Regions from separate parts of the Homo sapiens genome. Here all the other regions are linked to region 3. The links are chromatin contacts, found by Hi-C or POLR2A ChIA-PET in ENCODE. All regions are on one chromosome and are shown on one strand. The core of a region is the stretch at or near the end of the contact, and the rest is flanking DNA. Distances in the headings are between cores, read along the strand shown.

What was found. A loop is a pair of places that touch in the nucleus more often than their neighbours do. ChIA-PET counts read pairs that join two places held with the same protein, here RNA polymerase II (POLR2A). Pooled maps may share reads with other maps.
Region 1: a map of MCF 10A shows a loop between it and region 3 (7-fold over the local background). The contact joins two enhancer-like sites. A Hi-C loop is called at or near these places in 27 of 168 maps with a recorded cell type or tissue (A673, GM12878, HCT116 and 19 more), 27 of 37 single-sample maps with no recorded cell type and 26 of 50 pooled maps.
Region 2: a pooled map shows a loop between it and region 3 (2.6-fold over the local background). The contact joins the promoter of AGPAT4-IT1 here to the enhancer-like site in region 3. A Hi-C loop is called at or near these places in 4 of 168 maps with a recorded cell type or tissue (A673, HCT116, MCF 10A and 1 more), 9 of 37 single-sample maps with no recorded cell type and 11 of 50 pooled maps. POLR2A ChIA-PET finds 5 or more read pairs at or near these places in 1 of 52 experiments (RWPE1).

Annotation. Positions count from the first base shown.
Region 1 is chr6:161,091,128-161,094,131 of GRCh38, reverse strand. MAP3K4 (mitogen-activated protein kinase kinase kinase 4) reads right to left here. Exons shown (of 27, transcript NM_005922.4): 12 at 2,592-2,753; 13 at 1,989-2,122; 14 at 1,076-1,154; 15 at 281-359. Among named protein-coding and RNA genes, the nearest start is that of AGPAT4-IT1, 69 kb to the left of the region's middle. Within about 2 kb of position 1,716, at least 2 of the 41 ENCODE cell types and tissues checked have a DNase peak (open chromatin) inside an H3K27ac peak, as active enhancers do.
Region 2 is chr6:161,160,728-161,163,657 of GRCh38, reverse strand. It overlaps AGPAT4-IT1 (AGPAT4 intronic transcript 1), which reads left to right and starts at 1,676. Exons shown (of 1, transcript NR_024277.1): 1 at 1,676-2,930. The region is part of intron 3 of AGPAT4 (1-acylglycerol-3-phosphate O-acyltransferase 4); the gene reads left to right. RefSeq lists enhancers at 1,228-1,728, 2,416-2,930.
Region 3 is chr6:160,929,980-160,932,709 of GRCh38, reverse strand. All of the region lies in intron 3 of LOC102724087 (a long non-coding RNA gene), which reads right to left. Among named protein-coding and RNA genes, the nearest start is that of MAP3K4, 60 kb to the left of the region's middle. RefSeq lists an enhancer at 1,699-1,993. Within about 2 kb of position 1,414, at least 4 of the 41 ENCODE cell types and tissues checked have a DNase peak (open chromatin) inside an H3K27ac peak, as active enhancers do.

The DNA.
Region 1 (3,004 bases), core at 467-2,966, 160 kb before region 3:
GAAAAAAGAATGGTAGTGTTGGTATAGAAAGAAATGTGTAATTGAATACTGCTGGCTGGTATGGAATAGCGTATGGCTGACGTTTTAATCTTCCTGTCAGATTTAGAAAGGTTGCTGCGGAGTTCTCTATCTACACACCTCATTTCTGTCCCTCTCATTGTCGTTTTCCTGAATACTGTTAAAACACCTCTTATACCATTTTAAACGACTGCAATTACAAGAGGATCTGTCCACTCAAATCATTATGTTCCAGAAGAAATGCTGTTAACGGCTGTCTTACCAAGGTACAAACCTGTAACAGGACTGTGTGGTTTTCCTATGACATGGCCAATGCATTCATTCATCAAGGCTTGTAAACTCTAGAAACCAAAAGAAAATGGGAAAGGTAAAGAGAAAACATGCATACTTTCTTAATTATGTAAGTAGCACAAATTAATTTTCAGTATATTTTTAAAAACATGCTACCCAAAATATTTTCAGTTAGTTTAAAAGAAAATAGGTATAAACACAAATTGTATGTAATTTAAAATAATACAGTGTATTTCATTTTTATAAGTAAAAGCAAATTAGCTGTCAATTTCCCATAACACAATAACGTGTACAAGCAAAGAACTTTTCATGTAATCGTCTCTACTACTGGGAGAATAAAATAAATGAATTCACACTTTGAGCAATATCATGCTAATCTGATGACACTTATCAGACTAACAGTGATAATATTTAACACGAGCATGATGCTCTCAAAATGATGCACACTGAGGTAAAAGAGCTAATCCTTGTTCTGCCCCAAAGCAGCAGCTATGATGGCAGTAAAAATATAAATCTCACAAATATTTTAGAAGGGCCAGGGTTTACAAACCAGACATTGACTTAGTTGAACACTAATGTTACAAAAAGAAAAAAAATCTTACTCTGCTATGAGGAGTACTTTAATTTCTCAGCATTATCATTACATGATATGCTGAGATTAATATCTCATGAAAAAAACCACTATTACATATAAAACATATACAACCAGAAAATAAGGAGTGACTGGCTTATTTTATAATGAAAAAAACTTTAGAATAATCCATACCAAGAAGTCATCTTCTGGTAAAGCTGAAATAAAGGCAGGTTCAATTGCTTGTAGAAAATCAAATCCTTGAGTCGCCCACCTGGTACACGAAAAAGTTCAGTAATCACATAACAACCAAGAAAACGCTGTAGCAGTTTTAGACTGTACAATACTGAAAAGTAACATAATTATAATTACTATTTAGGACAAGACACTTTTTTTTGCTTGGGTTCAGTAAGTTTACAGCGTGACCTTTTGGAAAGGAGAATAATTTTTTAAAATTTAATTTTGTTTTGAAACCAATGGGAAGCATGGAAGAGGATTTTAGACATGATAGGTGCCATCTGTAATTCAACAATTATTTATTTGTAATTCAACAAGTATTTATGAGTTTTGTAACACAAAGTTCCTACTTTGAATCTCAGATGCAGCAAATGTGTTTTCTCTAACTTGGAGAAATTGCTTAATGACTTTAAGAAAGTGCCCCATGCTATCCCTCCATTACAAATTACAGAACACTCAGCTATTTCTCACACAGTCATGACACTTTAATAACTATGTTTACTTTAGTGGAGCTAGTATTGAGCCTCACAGACGATTCACCCATTTCACCCCTGCAAATTCCAAAATGGTTTCTTAATGAATAAATTTCATGAGGGAGGAAAATACATTAGTCATCAGGAAGACTTGTCAAAGGAGAACATGAGTTCCCTTAAAGGTAACTCAAATTTGGAACAAATTTAAAAAAAAATTTTTTCCCAAGAGTTACGCAGTTTTCTCTACATATTTTTCCATTAAAAAAAACCTGATCACCGAAGAGTTTAGAGTGTTCCCTTCTGTGTCGTCTGCTCAAAAAGAATCCCACAGAACATATATGAACAAATACCACCAAGCCCACATGACACATTTCAGAAACATCCTACTTGGTCATTACCTGGGTCTTGTACCTCTACCACTCTCACATTTAGTCAGGACATAATTCATCCACTTCCGGGCAAAGCTTATATATTTGTCTCCTATCTTCTGTCTAAACTCCCCAGACATCAAACGAACAACTTCTTTATGATACTGTAAGAAGATTTCATGTATATCAACATTAAGGAAATGATCATTAAATAATATCACACACTATAATGCCATGTCTAAAATGTTTTCTAAAAACAAAAAGTGAAATCCAATTAAAATTTCTATATTTTGAATAGTATGAAGAATTATGGAAAGTACAGTGTTTCAAAATGCAGTTTCATAAATGTTTTACTCCTGAGTTTAAATTAAGAATGTGCTTTTATGACATAAAACATCTCTTTAAAGTTTTAAAATGTAAGTAGATGGCTGTTAGCACAAAATAAAAGTTGGACAATTACCTAACAGTTTAAAAGTAAACTAACATCTCTGATATACAGCAGTGATATAAGATGATATTCTTGATTAAGCTATGATTACAATATCAGATTTACTGTAAAAGGTTCCAAAAACTTTCTGTAAGTTATCAAGCAATTACTAAATTGTACCGTGTTTCCTCTTATTTTGAACCTACCTCAAATCCAAAATTGTACCCCTGAATCATTGCTTCTCGGTAGTACTGTTGCAAGGTGACAGATTCAGATTCATCAACCTCAGCATCAAATTCTGATGTGAACATGTGGTCCACGCGGTCAATGGCATTGCTTATCCTGTTGCATAGCTCCAATGCATCATTCTGAAGAGTCCAAACCATGATTAATGCAAAATGAAGCAAATCATACAATACTTACCACATTTTAAAGGAAGATTTCGTTCATCATCACACAGACATTAACCACTACAAACAATTCAGCCACTTGGTAAAGGAATTACCAAATATAGAAGAAATTATGTCATTTTATTTGGCATTCTTAAATAGAAGAGAAAAAAATGCATTTAAAATGATACAGTCTAGTTATAATCTGCTCTTGGAATAGATGCTTTTAT
Region 2 (2,930 bases), core at 427-2,926, 230 kb before region 3:
GAGAGGACTGAGTGGGGCAGGCACATGGCAGGCACTGGCTGGGGCGGATGGGAGCTGCCAGCCTGTACCCTCCCAGGGAACCCCCTCCCCATGTCACAGGGAACAGCTTTGCCATCTACTGGAGAGCTGTGGCCCATGACGGTGGGTGAGATGGCTGGTGCTCATCTCTGCCACCCTGGAAGGGGGTAAAGAACGGCATTGCCTTATATTCATTGTTCAGCAACATCTTTTGTCTTTAATGACCTTCAGAAAAAAAAAACAACCTCATTCATCTCTCTGTTTTTTCTTAAATAACACATGATGTTGGGATCCTTCTGGAGTCTGTGGAATTTGCTTTTTAAAGAGGAAAGGAACAGAAGAAGGTTCCTGACCAGGCATTTTTCATCCTCACCTATCACAGTCCAAGAGGAAATGAGTTTAAATTGAAGTCAATGAAATTTGCAGAAATTCACGAAGGTGGCATTTTTAAATGTAAAATTGGTCTTTTTGGGGAAAGTAATGGAATTGTCTTTTTAACAAAGAGGCTTTCAACCTTTTAAATGTACTCAAGATCCCATGAGGCCACTGCTCATTGCAGTGCCTGTCCCCAGAGGCTCTGGTTCTCCTGGGAGCCAGTGCTTCCTGGCATGTGCCAGGGCTCTGAAGGCTTTGGTTGATCTTGGAGTCACACGCTGAACCTTGCCTCCCTGGAGATGAGAGTGACACGCAGTCAGCTGGGGCACAGGTCACTAAGGTGCCCAACAAACCGTGGTGTGCAAGCGCAGGTCAGGTTCCTGAGGCTTCACGTCCCCATTTGCTTATCTTTTTCCCTTAGCAGGTCCCGGCTGGTTGCATAAGAGCATGATCGTTCAGTGTCTGGGTAGCGCCAGGCCCTGGCAAGCACACCATGAGCAGCAGCTATTATTATATTATCAATATTTATCTGCCGGGCCAACTGGGATATTTGTCTTCAGATCCTTAAAGAAGCCATGTGGATTAGTTATCCATGGCAGCGTGATGAGACCCAAAACATAGCGGCTTAAAACAACAAGCGTGTCATAAAGGTCCCCTGCCTATGTGGTCAGGAATCCAGGTGCAGCTGAGCGGGGGATCTGGCAGGGTCTCTCGGGAGGGGCTTGTGTGTGATCTGCCTCCAAGCTTGCTCACGGGTTTGCTGCCCGGCCTCCATCCCTCGCCACACAGGCTTGTTTTAAAACACAGTGTTTCCCGGAATATGGCAACTGCACCCCTGAGGTTGAGCCATGCAAGAGAGAGAGAGCGGGCGCCCGGGGCAGGAGCCATGAAGCTTCTGTAACCGGGACCCGGGAGAGACCTCCCATCCTTTCTATCCATACTGTTGGTTGGAAGTGGATCAGTAAGCACCGCCCGTGCCCCAGGGATGTGGGGTAGGGTGTGCAGGGGCGTGGGTGCCAGGAGGCCAGGATCACAGGGCCCCTTGGCGGCTGCCCACCCCACGGTGACATGACATTTGGTCTGAGACCTTCCCTTGCCCTCTTAGTAAATATGTAATACAGCTGGGCCTGAACACAGATTGAGATGTTGCATTTCTGGCCTGGCACAGTGGCTCATGCCTGTAATTCCAGTGGTTTGGAAGGCCAAGATGGGAGGATGGCTTGAAGCCAGGAATTTGAGACCAGTCTGGGCAACACAGTGAGATCTCTGTCTCTATAAACATAAATCAATAAATAAAACAAATGAAAAATAGCAGCATTGCATTTCTTTGCACAGAGAAAGGTGAGAGGAGGAGAGTGGCATTATCCCTCCTAGGCAGAGTGCCTGTGCGTGAGGGCGCCCATAAAGCCCTGTGCTGCCTCTTTAAACGAAGGATTTTCGATCATGACAACGATAGCAATTGATATACCTTCAAAATACGTGTCCAGTGAGTGTTGATTGTGTGTGGTTTCTCTAGGAGACCGTGTTCATGCAACACAGCATTATTTCACCGCCTTTACCCCAGCTTCTTCATACACATGCACTTGTCAAGGGCTCTTTGGCTGAAGAGAAGTTAGAAGTTTCCAGATATGGAGGGGTATTTTCAGCAGATATGCCCACCGCCATGGTTTTGTCAGCTCTGTAGGGTGGTCTTGCACCCTGCTCACTGCTGGCATCACCTGAGCCTATGGCAGATACCCAGTGCTGCCCGCCACCATGTGAATTCATCAGCTCTGCAGGCACAGACCTTGCACTAGGAATGGGCTGGGACGCCACCCTCTGCCTCTTACCATTCACTGGGTTTGGCAAGTGTGCTGGGATCTGGAATCACATGGATGAGGAACCCGATAATGGTGACGACCGAGGTAGCAGGCGAACCACTGGCCAGGGCAGGAAGTGGGCAGCTCACGGGACTATGGCTGCACCGCGGGTTCATACCGACTACCATCCTGGAGGTGGGAGCGCATGCTCATCTGTAAAAGTCCGGTCCCACGTTGGACACACCGGGGTCTTCTTCTTTGTTGACCAGGATCCTCTGGCAGTGTCTTTAACAAGCCAGAGTCTGATCCCACCGCTCATAAAGCCAGGGTTGTTGAAAGCTTGGGGCTTCCTCCTCCTCTGTGCGCAGCCCTCAGCAAACGGTCACAGCCTGTGCTGTCTGCTGTACACCGACTTGGTATCATCCCATGAACTGTCCCCCTTTCGTGCTCTGTGCTTAGGGCCCTCTGATGCCCCATCTGCCTGTGCTTCCTGCAACTGTTTAGCAAGCACCTATTATCTATAGGGTGCTGGGGTGCTGGGCGAGGCCAATCGCTCCTATTACTTTCTGCCCTGGGGACGTCCTGTTTTCCCACCTACCCCTGTAACGCCTCTGCTCTGCCTTCCCATCTGCGGGGCTAACGCCATCCCACAAGGGCTGGGCTGTCCGTTCAGAAGAGAAACTGGGAAGGGGCCTTGAGGACCTGTGTCCAGGCAGGGTGGACAAGGGCTTTGTGCAG
Region 3 (2,730 bases), core at 165-2,664:
CATGTTAGTTAGGCTGGTCTCGAACTCCTGACCTAGTGATCTACCCACCTCAGCCTCCCAAAGTGCTGGGATTACAGGCATGAGCCACCATACCCCACCTAGAATTTTTTAAAATTGAAATATTTTCCAGTTTTTAAGCATATCAGCATATCAGCTAACTTTAAAGTGTTAATGTCACTGTACTTATAAATTATTGAAGCTTAAACTTTAGAATAGTGGAGGATAAGTTAAACGTAGCAAAAAGATTTCTCCTTTATTACTTCTTTTTTTAAAAAATATTTTTTTTTTTGGCACAAGCTCTCGCTCTGCTGCCCAGGCTGTAGTGCAGTGGTGCAATCTTGGCTCACTGCAGCCTTGTCCTCCTGGGCTCAATCATCCTCCTACCTCAGCTCCCGAGTAGCTGGGGCTACAGGCGTGCGGCCACCACACCCGGATAATTTTTTTGGTATTTTTTGTAGAGATGAGGTCTTGCCATGTTGCCCAGACTGGTCTTGAACTCCTGTGCTCAAGCAGTTCTCCTGTCTTGGCCTCCCAAAGTGCTGGGATTACAGGAGTGAGGCACTGCACGTGCCCTATTGCTTCTTTAAATAAGGGACAAGAGATATAAAGAGAAAACAGGAAGTACCTTCTCCCTCTGTAACTTATGAGGTAAGCAGCTAATTGATCATATGGTAAAGAAGAACCAAATAAAATTAGTGTCTCAAAATATCAGGAGCACTGCTTCTGTGAAATCAGTTAAAGTACATGTCCATATTAGTCATCCATTGATACACATGCTTATTTTCCTAAGTGAATTCTCCACAATTCTGAAAACCAGTGAAAAGATTATCTCATGTTAGTTCTACACAAAACCAAGCATCGCATGTGACTCTCCATGTTTCAAGGCATACACATCCCTTTCCACCGAGGATCAAAGTGCCCTACACCAAGGATCAAAGTGCCCTATGGGAAGCAACTTCTTGCCTTTTAAACCAGATTCAGTAAACAAAAACTGTTTTGCATAGCTGACAAAAGATCACACTGATTGCACAAAACAAGGTCAGCCTGTGGAAGGAAGCTTACAAGGTCAAATGGGGCACGTTAAGGAGGCGTAACCCATCACATTGACTTTTCTGCTGTTAGAATTTTTTTCTGGTAAAAAATACAGGTATCAGGATTCCCTGTGTCCAGCAGGTGTTAGAACAGAGGAAGACAGAGGGCGGCCTCCTGCAAAACATCTCCTACCCTTGCCAGTTTCCAATCCAGTGTCCAGGGGCTGGAGCATCAGGGCTCCCCGTGCTTGCGCTTGGAAGCAGAAACGCCCTCAAGCCCCAGTTCTCTCAGGGGCTCCGACCCACCTACCTGGGGTTCAGCCCCGGAGCCAGCGGCTGGACCGAACGGGGTCGCGCCCTGGAACACAGGGCGGGCGAAGGAGAAAAGCCCAGCTGGCAGCGCATGGGCGAGCGTCCTGCCTTTCCCAGCGGCCTTGGCCTGGCCATCATGGGCTTGCGGGAGGGGTCCGCCCACCCGCGCCCCCGCCCCGGGCCCCAGCCCCGTGCCTGCGCCTCTGCGGAGCGCAAGCGGCCTTGTTCCTCTCCCGCGGGGGACCCTTCGCGAGCTCCAGAAGCATCAGTGTCCTCCGGGCGGCCGCGGGCCCGCTGCGGCTCCCACCCTGGCGCCCCTGGATTGCTCTCCCCACTCTCAGCCTTACGCCCCACTCCTTCCACCCCGAATTTTGCAGCCTCAGGACTTGAACCATCTGCTGGCTGAAGTCACTTGGGACAAAACCCACGACAGGTTTTGGGAGCTGGACACTCCCTCCCAAGGAGGCGAGGGCGCGCAGCGAAGTGTGGGGTGTGCCGCCCCCTGCCGGCCTGGGTGACGTTCGCTTCTGCTTCCACGCTGCCCAGCAATGTCCAATTGGAACGTTTGGAAGGCAAGGCTGAGAATAAATGCTGTTTGCAAATTCCAGAAAAGAAAAAAAAATGTTGTTCTTCTATTTAGCAAAAGGTTTTCCCAGCCAAGCCAGCACTTCTGTGGGTAGTATTTAAGTCTTAAGTGCGTCAGAGCTGTTGCCTGCAGGCGCTGGTATTGCCCAAGGGGAAGTATCAGGACAATGTCTACGAAAACTCCAGGATCTTGGATGAAGCAACCTTTCCACATTAAGTTTGTAGCATAATCTACCAGGTCTCCTACGATTTACCCGTCATGCAAAAGGAGCAAGTTTCTGCAAAACAGGGCTTTCAAAGAGCCTTTTCAGGAGAAGAAAATGTTGGAAGAGCTAATTTGTTGCCTACTTGTTGTTCACTTTGCAACTAAAACTAATCCCCTTAAAGGTATTTATGGGTATGAATGATAAATAATGAAAAGGATCAAAATAGGAATGTTTCATTCACTTTAACCTGGCCCATGCTGTGCACTTCAGGCCCTAGACTCTGGTTTGAACTCTGTGATTTCTATCATTCCTTGGCTTTGTTTGCTTCATTGCTTGGGCTTTCAGACTGATCAGAGTTCTGTGAATACAGTAGGTGCTCAATAAATCCTTAATCTGGGTACTACCATTGATGCCTGTGGCAGTGACTGCAGATGGGCGGGCTCCTGCAGCAGCGAGGCGTGGGGCTAGAGGGCCTGGCTCTGGCATCCAACCCTGCTCCATCTGCCACAAAAGCTGTGTGACTTTGGGGAAGTTATGAACCTCTGCTGAACTCTCTGTGGGTAAAATGAGAGTAGTAGCAATAGCACCTCCCTCAT